Linked DNA regions of Homo sapiens: all the other regions are linked to region 2. A link is a contact called in ENCODE Hi-C or POLR2A ChIA-PET data. All regions are on one chromosome and are shown on one strand. The core of a region is the stretch at or near the end of the contact, and the rest is flanking DNA. Distances in the headings are between cores, read along the strand shown. Region 1 overlaps SMARCB1 (SWI/SNF related BAF chromatin remodeling complex subunit B1). Region 2 holds the start of HPS4 (HPS4 biogenesis of lysosomal organelles complex 3 subunit 2). Region 3 holds the start of MIF (macrophage migration inhibitory factor).

Evidence for each region. Hi-C counts contacts between places; a loop is a spot of excess contacts on that map. ChIA-PET counts read pairs that join two places held with the same protein, here RNA polymerase II (POLR2A). Pooled maps may share reads with other maps.
Region 1: a loop to region 2 is called in a pooled map, with 7 times the contacts of the local background. The contact joins the enhancer-like site here to the promoter of HPS4 in region 2. A Hi-C loop is called at or near these places in 2 of 50 pooled maps. POLR2A ChIA-PET finds 5 or more read pairs at or near these places in 2 of 52 experiments (AG04450 and BJ).
Region 3: a loop to region 2 is called in a map of CD8-positive, alpha-beta T cell, with 18 times the contacts of the local background. The contact joins the promoter of MIF here to the promoter of HPS4 in region 2. A Hi-C loop is called at or near these places in 1 of 168 maps with a recorded cell type or tissue (CD8-positive, alpha-beta T cell) and 2 of 50 pooled maps. POLR2A ChIA-PET finds 5 or more read pairs at or near these places in 2 of 52 experiments (H1 and MCF 10A).

The regions. Positions count from the first base shown.
Region 1 is chr22:23,801,966-23,805,291 of GRCh38, forward strand. SMARCB1 (SWI/SNF related BAF chromatin remodeling complex subunit B1) reads left to right here. Exons shown (of 9, transcript NM_003073.5): 5 at 1,330-1,457. Among named protein-coding and RNA genes, the nearest start is that of SMARCB1, 17 kb to the left of the region's middle. RefSeq lists an enhancer at 1,453-1,953. Within about 2 kb of position 1,251, at least 5 of the 41 ENCODE cell types and tissues checked have a DNase peak (open chromatin) inside an H3K27ac peak, as active enhancers do.
Region 2 is chr22:26,482,458-26,486,007 of GRCh38, forward strand. It overlaps HPS4 (HPS4 biogenesis of lysosomal organelles complex 3 subunit 2), which reads right to left and starts at 1,326. Exons shown (of 14, transcript NM_022081.6): 1 at 1,217-1,326. It overlaps SRRD (SRR1 domain containing), which reads left to right and starts at 1,420. Exons shown (of 7, transcript NM_001013694.3): 1 at 1,420-1,642. The coding sequence starts at 1,434. RefSeq lists an enhancer at 1,374-1,493 and a silencer at 1,514-1,603.
Region 3 is chr22:23,892,810-23,896,252 of GRCh38, forward strand. MIF (macrophage migration inhibitory factor) reads left to right here and starts at 1,574. Exons shown (of 3, transcript NM_002415.2): 1 at 1,574-1,773; 2 at 1,963-2,135; 3 at 2,231-2,414. The coding sequence starts at 1,666. The coding sequence ends at 2,297. MIF-AS1 (MIF antisense RNA 1) reads right to left here. Exons shown (of 3, transcript NR_038911.1): 2 at 3,020-3,301; 3 at 901-2,723. RefSeq lists enhancers at 1,249-2,056, 2,057-2,864.

The DNA.
Region 1 (3,326 bases), core at 1-2,500, 2.7 Mb before region 2:
TAGGTTTCTTTCCCAAGGCCTGCCTTTTCCTCACACAGCAAGTCCAGTCTCTCCAGGTTCTCCCCTGGGACTGCCTCAGACAGCCCCCCACTGCTCTCCCTGGGGTCTCTAGCAGCCCCTACCTCCCCTCCCTGCTGCCTTCTCAGCTCTGCAGCTGGTGTGGCCTCTGCTCCAGGCAGATCATGTCACCTCTCCACGCAGAATCCTCCAGGCTCCCCATCACCCTCGGAGCAGAAGCAGGAGTTCTCACTGGGGTGCCAGGCCCAACCTGGCCTGGTGCTGCCACCGCTGCACTCTGCCCCACTCACCCTGCCTCAGGCCTGAGAACGTCCTCATTGCTGTCAGACCTCCCAGAGCTCCTGCCCTGCAGTTGCCTCTGCTGAGGTTTAGCCCCGTTCTCCCTCCTCCCCTCTTTCCTTTCCTCCTTCCTTCCTTCCATCATTCCTCCTTCCCTCCCTCCCATCCTACCCCCTCCTCCTTTTCCTTCTGTCTTCCTTCCCTCTATCTCCTCTTCCCATCCCTAGTTGACTGTCCCCTTCTCCCTTAGAGTGGCCACCCCTTTTCTGCAGCATCCCTGCCCCTTTCCCTGTCTGTTTCCCAGCGCATTCATGCCTGGCACTCAGCTCACTTTTCTCTGTCTTCCATCTACCTCCCAAGGTCACTGGGGGCCTTTCGCAGCCCTCTCCATGCTCCCAGACGCCCTTAGGTGTCCTGTGTCCTCCAGCTCCATTTCACCAACCTGCCTGCCGGACTCTTCCCTCTTTATCTTCCCAAAGTACTCCATTGCTTGGAATCCTCCTGGGACTCCCTCAGGGCAGTGGCCAGTTTGCATAGCCTGAGGGAAGAACTGTGGGTGCTTCGACACCCGCTAGCTTTGCAGCATCCCTGACCACTGCTCCTCACGGAATCTGTGCTCTGTGGTCTGTTTGTACGTCCTCAGCAGTTCCTCCATTCACCTGCCTTGGCCTTGCTAGAATATTTCCTCTTCTGGAAATGCCCTTCTCCTTTCCCATAGCCTTCCATGAAAGTCCTGCCAAATTTCAGGCTTAAATATCCCTTCACAGGATGTCTGGGTGTTGTTCCAACACTGCCCAGGTCGATTCTATTGCAGACAGACTGGTGCTTGTTATTTATGGCCCCAACTGTCCCCATTAGACCGTGGCCCCGGGACCCCTGCTAGCCTCGTCTGCTGCCTCAGCTGTTAGCTGACAAGCGGCCATCTTCCCCAGATGGGTTTGCAGAAGCCTGCTGTGCAGAGAGAGAGGCTGAAAATTTGCATACCTAGGGCTCCGGCCCCCTCGCTGACTGTTGCTTCCATTTCACTTTCAGCTTTGATGACCATGACCCAGCTGTGATCCATGAGAACGCATCTCAGCCCGAGGTGCTGGTCCCCATCCGGCTGGACATGGAGATCGATGGGCAGAAGCTGCGAGACGCCTTCACCTGGAACATGAATGGTACAAGGCAGTCGGGCTTGGCTGGGCCTGGCCCCAACCCCTGTGTGTTACGTGGGAACAGTCCCGTTTCCTGCCAGCTGCCTGTCAGGCAGATTCTGGACCTGACACGCAGGACATCGGGGCATAGTTTTGGAGGGTGTGGGCTCTGGGTTCAGTCCTGGTTCTGTTGCTGTTCACTGTGGATTGGGCCTGTGAACTTTGGACTCTTTCCCCATACTGAGGTTGGGTGGCCCAAGAGGCCTGGCATGGGAGGCGGCTGATCTGCATAGCATGGATGATGATGACAATGCCAGTCAGACCTAGTTCAGCCCCCGAGCCCTGCACACACCTGCCTTGGGTCCTGTCCACCACTCTGCTTCTGCTGTGTGAGGCTGCATGTGTGCCCCGTGCCTCTCTCCTCCTCTAACTGGTCATCTCTAGACATCCTCACTCTGTAAGTCCTGGGTCAGATGCCATCTCTTCTGGCTCTTCCTGGGCTTCCAAAGCCTGGACAGAACTCGGTCTTTGTGCAAATGTAGACAGAAAGGTTAGAAGGATATGCATCCCAGGTGTCTAGACTGCTTATCCCATCTGGGAGGGTGGATCATGCATGCATTTATTGTTTTCTCTATTTTTAAGTCTGTTAGAATGTATTTTTATTATTTTATTTTATGATTACTGTTTTTTTAGATCTTGTTGCATACCAGTTTTTTTTTTACTTAGTGTCTGTATCCTGCTGAATTTTTATAATGAACATACTATTTATATTCAGACAAAATGCAGTGAATATCATCTTTATTTTACTTATTTTTTTTTTTAAGAGACAGAGTCCCACTCTGTTGCCCAGGCTGGAGTACAGTGATACTCTCATAGCTCACTGTAATCTTGAACTGCCTGGGCTCAAGCAGTCCTCCTGCCACAGCCTCCCAAATAGCTAGGAATACAGGTGTGCACCACTGTGCCAAGCGTTACCATTTTTAAATGAGTAAATGTTTAAAATCATCAGAATCTCACCACCTGAATAATGTTTTCAGTTTTACCTTTTCTGTCAATTCCACATGCAAACATATTTAACATAGTTGTCACTATAGAGCAAGTATCGTTTTATTTTTCTTCACTTATCATAAGTATCTTTCTGGTTTCTCTTTTTTTTGGGAGGGGAGATGGAGTCTCACTCTGTCGCCCAGGCTGGAGTGCGGTGGCACGATCTCGGCTCACTGCAACCTCCGCCTCCTAAGTTCAAGCGATTCTCGTGCCTCAGCCTCCTGAGTAGCTGGAACTACAGGCGCGTGCCACCATGCCTGGCTAATTTTTGTATTTTTAGTAGAGATAGGGTTTCACCATGTTAGCCAGGCTGGTCTTGAACTGACCTCAGGTGATCCGCCTGCCGTGGCCTCTCACACTGCTGGGATTACAGGCGTGAGCCACTGCACCCAGCCTCTTTCTGATTTCTTTAATCTTCAAACAATGCAGCATTTTCTCCTGGGTCAAGGCGCCTTTGTTTGCTAAAACTCCCCCTGCTGTAGACGGCTCCACAGCAGATAACGTAGTTGCAGCATTTTTCTCTCAGAAGGGATTTCCTAAGGGAGGAGAGTATGAGTGGTTGTTGATATGTGGCTGCCTTGAGCTTTCTGAAGGATTAGGCTGCTTCCTTTGGTCATCCCCAGGCGCTCAGCATGGTAGGCCTGAGTGCTAGGCCTACCACTTGCTCACACCAGTGCCAGGCCTGAGTCCGAAGGCCTCTGCTCAGCCCTGAGAAGAAGGCCTGAGAGCCATGTGCCGGGTGCTTGTCCCGTAGGTCCCACAGGTCAGCTGGTGAGGGGGGACGCCAGTGGGAGGAGACATGGGTGAGGGAGGACACTGGCAAGAGACTCCGGGAGGTTGTATTGA
Region 2 (3,550 bases), core at 76-2,575:
AAATGACAGGGTGAAAATGCTCTAGGTGTGGACAGCTATACAAATAAACCAGTTGCTGTGGTAATAATGGAACCCAAATTAAGGAACTGTCATCTTGACAGTCCAAAAGTAACCTGAACATGCAGAATTCCAGAGCAGGGCAAATTTCTAAAAAATGAAGAGAACTTTATCAAATGGCTTTCAAACTTCCACAAGAGAAAGACAGCTCAGTGTATCACGGAATTTCAGAGTCGGAAGGAACCCTGGCATCGTTTACTCTACTCTCCTGCACTCTTTTCCAAAAATTACCTTGGCTGTCTCTGCTTTACACCCTCCAGAGATGCGTGGTTCACTATGTTACATTTCTCCTTCCAACAAACTAAAATCTGCGTTCCAGATTTTACATCTGCCTCCCACTCGCTAGTCTGGATAACGCTCTGCAGGAAAACACAAAACAAGGTCTAATTCTTCCATGTGACAACCTCTTGGTCACTTCAAAACTATTGTCTAATTCTTACTGTCACTTTCTCCAAGCTTAATGCTTTAGCAACATGGTCTCAAATGTTTGCTCACCATTCTGCAATCTGTGGGTACACAATACAGTTTGTTAAAAGTCTCTAGAGACGACCCCCATTGAATATTTGACGGCCTGTAAAATCTCTATCTCTTCTCAGCTCTAGATATTTTGGATTGGGCCTCCACAGGACCACACTCATTGTATTCTATGGAGCATATTTGGGTGCCTGTGGAGGGGGTATCTCTGTTACTGGAACCAAGGACAGCAGCCTAAAACTCCCCATCCCTTGTTCCCAGAGGACTGGGCCCTACACTACCGAGGTCCTCTCTTATCTCTGAAAGGTCCAGAAGAGACCAATAATGGCCCTGGAGTAGGAAGAGACGTCGGAACATGAGCAGAAAAGGATCTGGTAGCCTGGGAAGTAATAGTAACAACGCGGGGCTGGGGCTGGTGATACTGCTGTGGGAAGGGGCCTCAGTGGGGCAGCAGGGCTGGAAAACGGACGCTAATGGCTGGAAAAGGGCCAGGAAGCTGCTGGGCGCAGCCCCCGGGGCGCAGGCAGCGACTGGTAACAGCACTAGGGCTGTGCGGTGTCTGGCCCCAGCTCTACGGGACTGGGAAATGGTGGGCGAACGCCTAAGGATTAGGCGGGGTCGGGTCACGCTCTAAGCTGGGGGCCCGCCCCTCGGTATCCCCGCGCTCCGAGCGCCGCCCACCCACCGGAGTAGCCAGGCATCCCAGTGCTCGGGGTTCGGGACTCTGGACCAGAAATGTGGGCAGCAGCTGGGTACCTGCGACTTCTGCCCCGTACCTGCGCGCGCGGCAGAGAGGCCTTAGGTCACGCGCCGCCCCGCCTACCTCCCCCTCCAGCTCCTGGCAAGCCGGCGCGCGGCGATGACGTGCCGAGTGCGCCGCACGCCGCTGACGTCAGAGACCAATGGCTGCGGCCGCAGCTGCGGCGCTGGAATCCTGGCAGGCGGCGGCTCCGCGGAAGAGGCGCTCCGCGGCTCGACGGCCGCGGCGGAGGGAGGCGGCGCCCCGGGGGAGAGAGGCGGCGCCCCGGGGGAGAGAGGCGGCGCCCCGGGGCCCCGAGGCGGAGTTCGAGTCTGACAGCGGAGTCGTGCTTCGTCGCATCTGGGAGGCTGAGTGAGTGCAGGCTCGGCCCTGATGGAATCTTTGCGCCCATGGGCAATTCTGAGCCACAGTCTCCCCATCTGTAGAGTGGAGATATAATGCACACCCTTTAAGGAGTTATTGTGAAGAGTTAACGTAGGTAACGAGCTCATTAAAGATGTGGATTATAGTAAGCGCTCAGTTAAAGGTCGTCTTTCCTTTTATTACGGTTACAGCTGCGTGACCTTGGACAATTTATAATCTCTGTGCCTCAGTTTTCTCATCTGTGAGATGGGGATGAAAATAGTACATACGTAGGTTTGTTTTGAGGATTCAATGAATTAGTAAACGGAAACCATTTTCTGGCACGTGGTAAGCACTGTGCCAGTGTTTGCTATTAATATTATGCCGATGTTGATATTATTGGTGGTGGTGACACGAGGGAAGCAACATGAACACGTGACTGCTATCATCAGGCAGCTGCTATGTGCCTGACATTAGCTTAATCATTCTACACACTTTATGTTAAACATTGCAGGCATACTAGGACCCTGGTAGCTCACTGATTCTCAAAGAGACAAAGAAAATGTGTGGAACCAGATTTCAAACCCAGGTCTTTGTGACAAAAACCAGTGCTTCCAGCTTTCCATTATGCTTGTTGCTTATCCCAGCCCAGATTCTCACATACCTTGCTCTGTACCTTAGAAAGTACATAGAGAGTGCCTAATACAGAGGAAACACTCAATAAATGTTACTTATTATTGTTATTTAGTATTATTATCTTTATTCGCAGTTTTGTTTAGGCTCAATAAATAACAGCTTTAGTTAGCACTTAAGATCAGCATCCGAAGGGCCGTCACAAGGGGAGAAATTAGATTAATTTTGTGTGCTCCTCTCCCCTAGAATTAGGGTCAAGAGGCAGTAATGTCCCAGAGTTTACCTCTGAAGAGAAAGTTGCTGACCATTTGGCTCAGCCTGAATAAAAAGCACCTGCGATTATTTTTAAGCTCTCAGAGGATGCCAGTGAGAGTGAATGTGCCTAGGGGTTTGGAAAACTCAAGGCATTTTTCATATCCCTTGACACTGTCACGATCTCCTCAACTGCTTCAGTATTCCCCAGGAGCTCCTTGCTTCTCCCAACACCCAAGTGTGGTGCAATCACCATCGCTCTGAGTAGAGATTGAGCCAGCATTTTACACGCATATCTGTGTACGCATTTACCAGTTCATAAAGCATTCCTGTGTACATCAGAACTCTCTACCCTCTGTGAGAAACGTGCAGCAGCCTCTGGGCCGACTTTCAATTCTCTGTACTCCTTTCTGAACCCCATAATCACTGTCTCTGGCTGTGGCTTGTCAGTTTAAATCCAGTTCATTTTAATTCACTGTTGACTTTCTTTTGCTCTGGGTCTGTAAAACCAGTTGACTTGAATAAAGAAAGCCCAGACACTTGGTTTTGTCTCTTTACTTTCCCCTTAAAACTATTTATAATAACAAATACCATTTGTTGAGTACCTGCTATGTGCCAGACACTGGGCTAAGAATGTTAACCCATTTTATGCCTCTAAACTCCTCCGTGTTGGGAATGATTTTTATCCCCATTTTAGAGATGAGGAAACTAAAGCTCAGAAAGGCTAATTCTGAGCACTTAACAACCATTTATTGAGCTGCAATTCTATGCTAGGCTCTGTTGTAGACTGAGAATAGACCCAGATCTCTCTCTGGGAATCAAGGACCTCCTCCAGCATACTCTCTCCTGCAGTCTCTGAGCCCCAGCAGTATGTGCTCTGGCTCTGGACATATTCAACATATATCCCCCTCCTATCACTTGGTAAGGGTGGGCCCTGCATTGCAGGGCACCTCATTCTGTAAGCATTCAGGTCATGATCAGGAAAGTTACTGTTGGGGCAGCCCTGAGATGGGTGGGACATGACTGTGCCAT
Region 3 (3,443 bases), core at 324-2,823, 2.6 Mb before region 2:
GGCTGCACCTTGTCATTCAGGTTCACAGGGCACAGGTCAACCAGGCCCTGGCTCTTCAGTCTTCTGCCTGGAGTGACTTATGTAATTCTGCTCAGCTTTCATAGGGCACAGGGAGTCGGGGCTAACTCTGCTGCCTGGGGCTGGAAACAGACTCCTCCCTTGAGGAGCAGCAGTCCACCATAGGGAAGTCACAGTGGTCCAGGCCAAAGGGGATGCAGGTAGTGTAGACTAGGCGGTAGTTCAGGGAATGGAGAGAAGTGGGAATAAAGGGATAGTGAAAGGAAGCATATTTTACTGGCAGGTGATGAGGTGTAGGAGGACAAGTCATACATTTGGACTTTACAGAGCAGTGGACACTCAGTCAGCTGCTGTCAGCGCCTGGGACTTAGGGGAGTGCCCCTGGCTGGAGACATGGTATGGAGTGCCATCAGTTAGGGAGCCCTGGGCACAGGTAAGAGAAGGTGTGACACCAGGAGGGAAAGAGTCTGGGGCCCAGCTGCAGGAACCAATACCCATAGGCTATTTGTATAAATGGGCCATGGGGCCTCCCAGCTGGAGGCTGGCTGGTGCCACGAGGGTCCCACAGGCATGGGTGTCCTTCCTATATCACATGGCCTTCACTGAGACTGGTATATGGATTGCACCTATCAGAGACCAAGGACAGGACCTCCCTGGAAATCTCTGAGGACCTGGCCTGTGATCCAGTTGCTGCCTTGTCCTCTTCCTGCTATGTCATGGCTTATCTTCTTTCACCCATTCATTCATTCATTCATTCAGCAGTATTAGTCAATGTCTCTTGTATGCCTGGCACCTGCTAGATGGTCCCCGAGTTTACCATTAGTGGAAAAGACATTTAAGAAATTCACCAAGGGCTCTATGAGAGGCCATACACGGTGGACCTGACTAGGGTGTGGCTTCCCTGAGGAGCTGAAGTTGCCCAGAGGCCCAGAGAAGGGGAGCTGAGCACGTTTGAACCACTGAACCTGCTCTGGACCTCGCCTCCTTCCCTTCGGTGCCTCCCAGCATCCTATCCTCTTTAAAGAGCAGGGGTTCAGGGAAGTTCCCTGGATGGTGATTCGCAGGGGCAGCTCCCCTCTCACCTGCCGCGATGACTACCCCGCCCCATCTCAAACACACAAGCTCACGCATGCGGGACTGGAGCCCTTGAGGACATGTGGCCCAAAGACAGGAGGTACAGGGGCTCAGTGCGTGCAGTGGAATGAACTGGGCTTCATCTCTGGAAGGGTAAGGGGCCATCTTCCGGGTTCACCGCCGCATCCCCACCCCCGGCACAGCGCCTCCTGGCGACTAACATCGGTGACTTAGTGAAAGGACTAAGAAAGACCCGAGGCGAGGCCGGAACAGGCCGATTTCTAGCCGCCAAGTGGAGAACAGGTTGGAGCGGTGCGCCGGGCTTAGCGGCGGTTGCTGGAGGAACGGGCGGAGTCGCCCAGGGTCCTGCCCTGCGGGGGTCGAGCCGAGGCAGGCGGTGACTTCCCCACTCGGGGCGGAGCCGCAGCCTCGCGGGGGCGGGGCCTGGCGCCGGCGGTGGCGTCACAAAAGGCGGGACCACAGTGGTGTCCGAGAAGTCAGGCACGTAGCTCAGCGGCGGCCGCGGCGCGTGCGTCTGTGCCTCTGCGCGGGTCTCCTGGTCCTTCTGCCATCATGCCGATGTTCATCGTAAACACCAACGTGCCCCGCGCCTCCGTGCCGGACGGGTTCCTCTCCGAGCTCACCCAGCAGCTGGCGCAGGCCACCGGCAAGCCCCCCCAGGTTTGCCGGGAGGGGACAGGAAGAGGGGGGTGCCCACCGGACGAGGGGTTCCGCGCTGGGAGCTGGGGAGGCGACTCCTGAACGGAGCTGGGGGGCGGGGCGGGGGGAGGACGGTGGCTCGGGCCCGAAGTGGACGTTCGGGGCCCGACGAGGTCGCTGGGGCGGGCTGACCGCGCCCTTTCCTCGCAGTACATCGCGGTGCACGTGGTCCCGGACCAGCTCATGGCCTTCGGCGGCTCCAGCGAGCCGTGCGCGCTCTGCAGCCTGCACAGCATCGGCAAGATCGGCGGCGCGCAGAACCGCTCCTACAGCAAGCTGCTGTGCGGCCTGCTGGCCGAGCGCCTGCGCATCAGCCCGGACAGGTACGCGGAGTCGCGGAGGGGCGGGGGAGGGGCGGCGGCGCGCGGCCAGGCCCGGGACTGAGCCACCCGCTGAGTCCGGCCTCCTCCCCCCGCAGGGTCTACATCAACTATTACGACATGAACGCGGCCAATGTGGGCTGGAACAACTCCACCTTCGCCTAAGAGCCGCAGGGACCCACGCTGTCTGCGCTGGCTCCACCCGGGAACCCGCCGCACGCTGTGTTCTAGGCCCGCCCACCCCAACCTTCTGGTGGGGAGAAATAAACGGTTTAGAGACTAGGAGTGCCTCGGGGTTCCTTGGCTTGCGGGAGGAATTGGTGCAGAGCCGGGATATTGGGGAGCGAGGTCGGGAACGGTGTTGGGGGCGGGGGTCAGGGCCGGGTTGCTCTCCTCCGAACCTGCTGTTCGGGAGCCCTTTTGTCCAGCCTGTCCCTCCTACGCTCCTAACAGAGGAGCCCCAGTGTCTTTCCATTCTATGGCGTACGAAGGGATGAGGAGAAGTTGGCACTCTGCCCTGGGCTGCAGACTCGGGATCTAAGGCGCTCTGCCCGCCGGAATCCGTTGTACCTAGGGCCACCACGTGGGGTGCTGGAGGTGAGCCGACCACGGAAGAGGGGGAGGAGGAGTTGGAGTTGGGAGGAGTCCGAGGTCTTCTAGGCCTAGACCTTTCTCTCAGCCCCACCTTCCCCAGCCTTCTTGTTGGGCAGAGGGTAGCCAGAGGACAGAAAGATCCCACCCAGAGCCACTCACTGCCATCCACTTTGTTAGGTGACTTCAGGAGAGTTTTCAGGCGGGTGGGTGGGGGAGGTGCAGAGTTCTTGGTCATACCGCCCCGTCCACCCCCGAACCCCACGCCTTGGGTTCTGCTCCCCTCAGACACCCACCAAGCCTCCGCCACAGCAGTTCCCTGAGGAAATTGGGCGTGGGGTTTCCATTGGGACCGTTCGTGTTCTGTGGTGCCACAGACATGTCTGTAAAACCTTCAGTTATGTTTGGGCGCAGTGGCACAAGCCTGTGATCCCGGCACTTTGGGAGGTGGAGGTGAGTGGAGTGTGACTCCTCTGCTTCTCTCAGTCTCCAGCCACATCTCGTCTCCAGTCCCCTGTTCACTCGGTCATCCCGCGCAGTACTGGACAGCGAGCTCTCCTTCCAGAAGAGCAATGGGGCTGGGTGGGGTGAAGATTAGGAAGAGGAAGGAGAATAGAAGCTCCAGGGAGTCTGGAAGGGTGGCACCCATCTTGGGATGGGGCACCCCTTCCATGAAGGTCTCTAAAGCAAGGCCCTCCTCAGCTTACTCCCTGCCAGCCG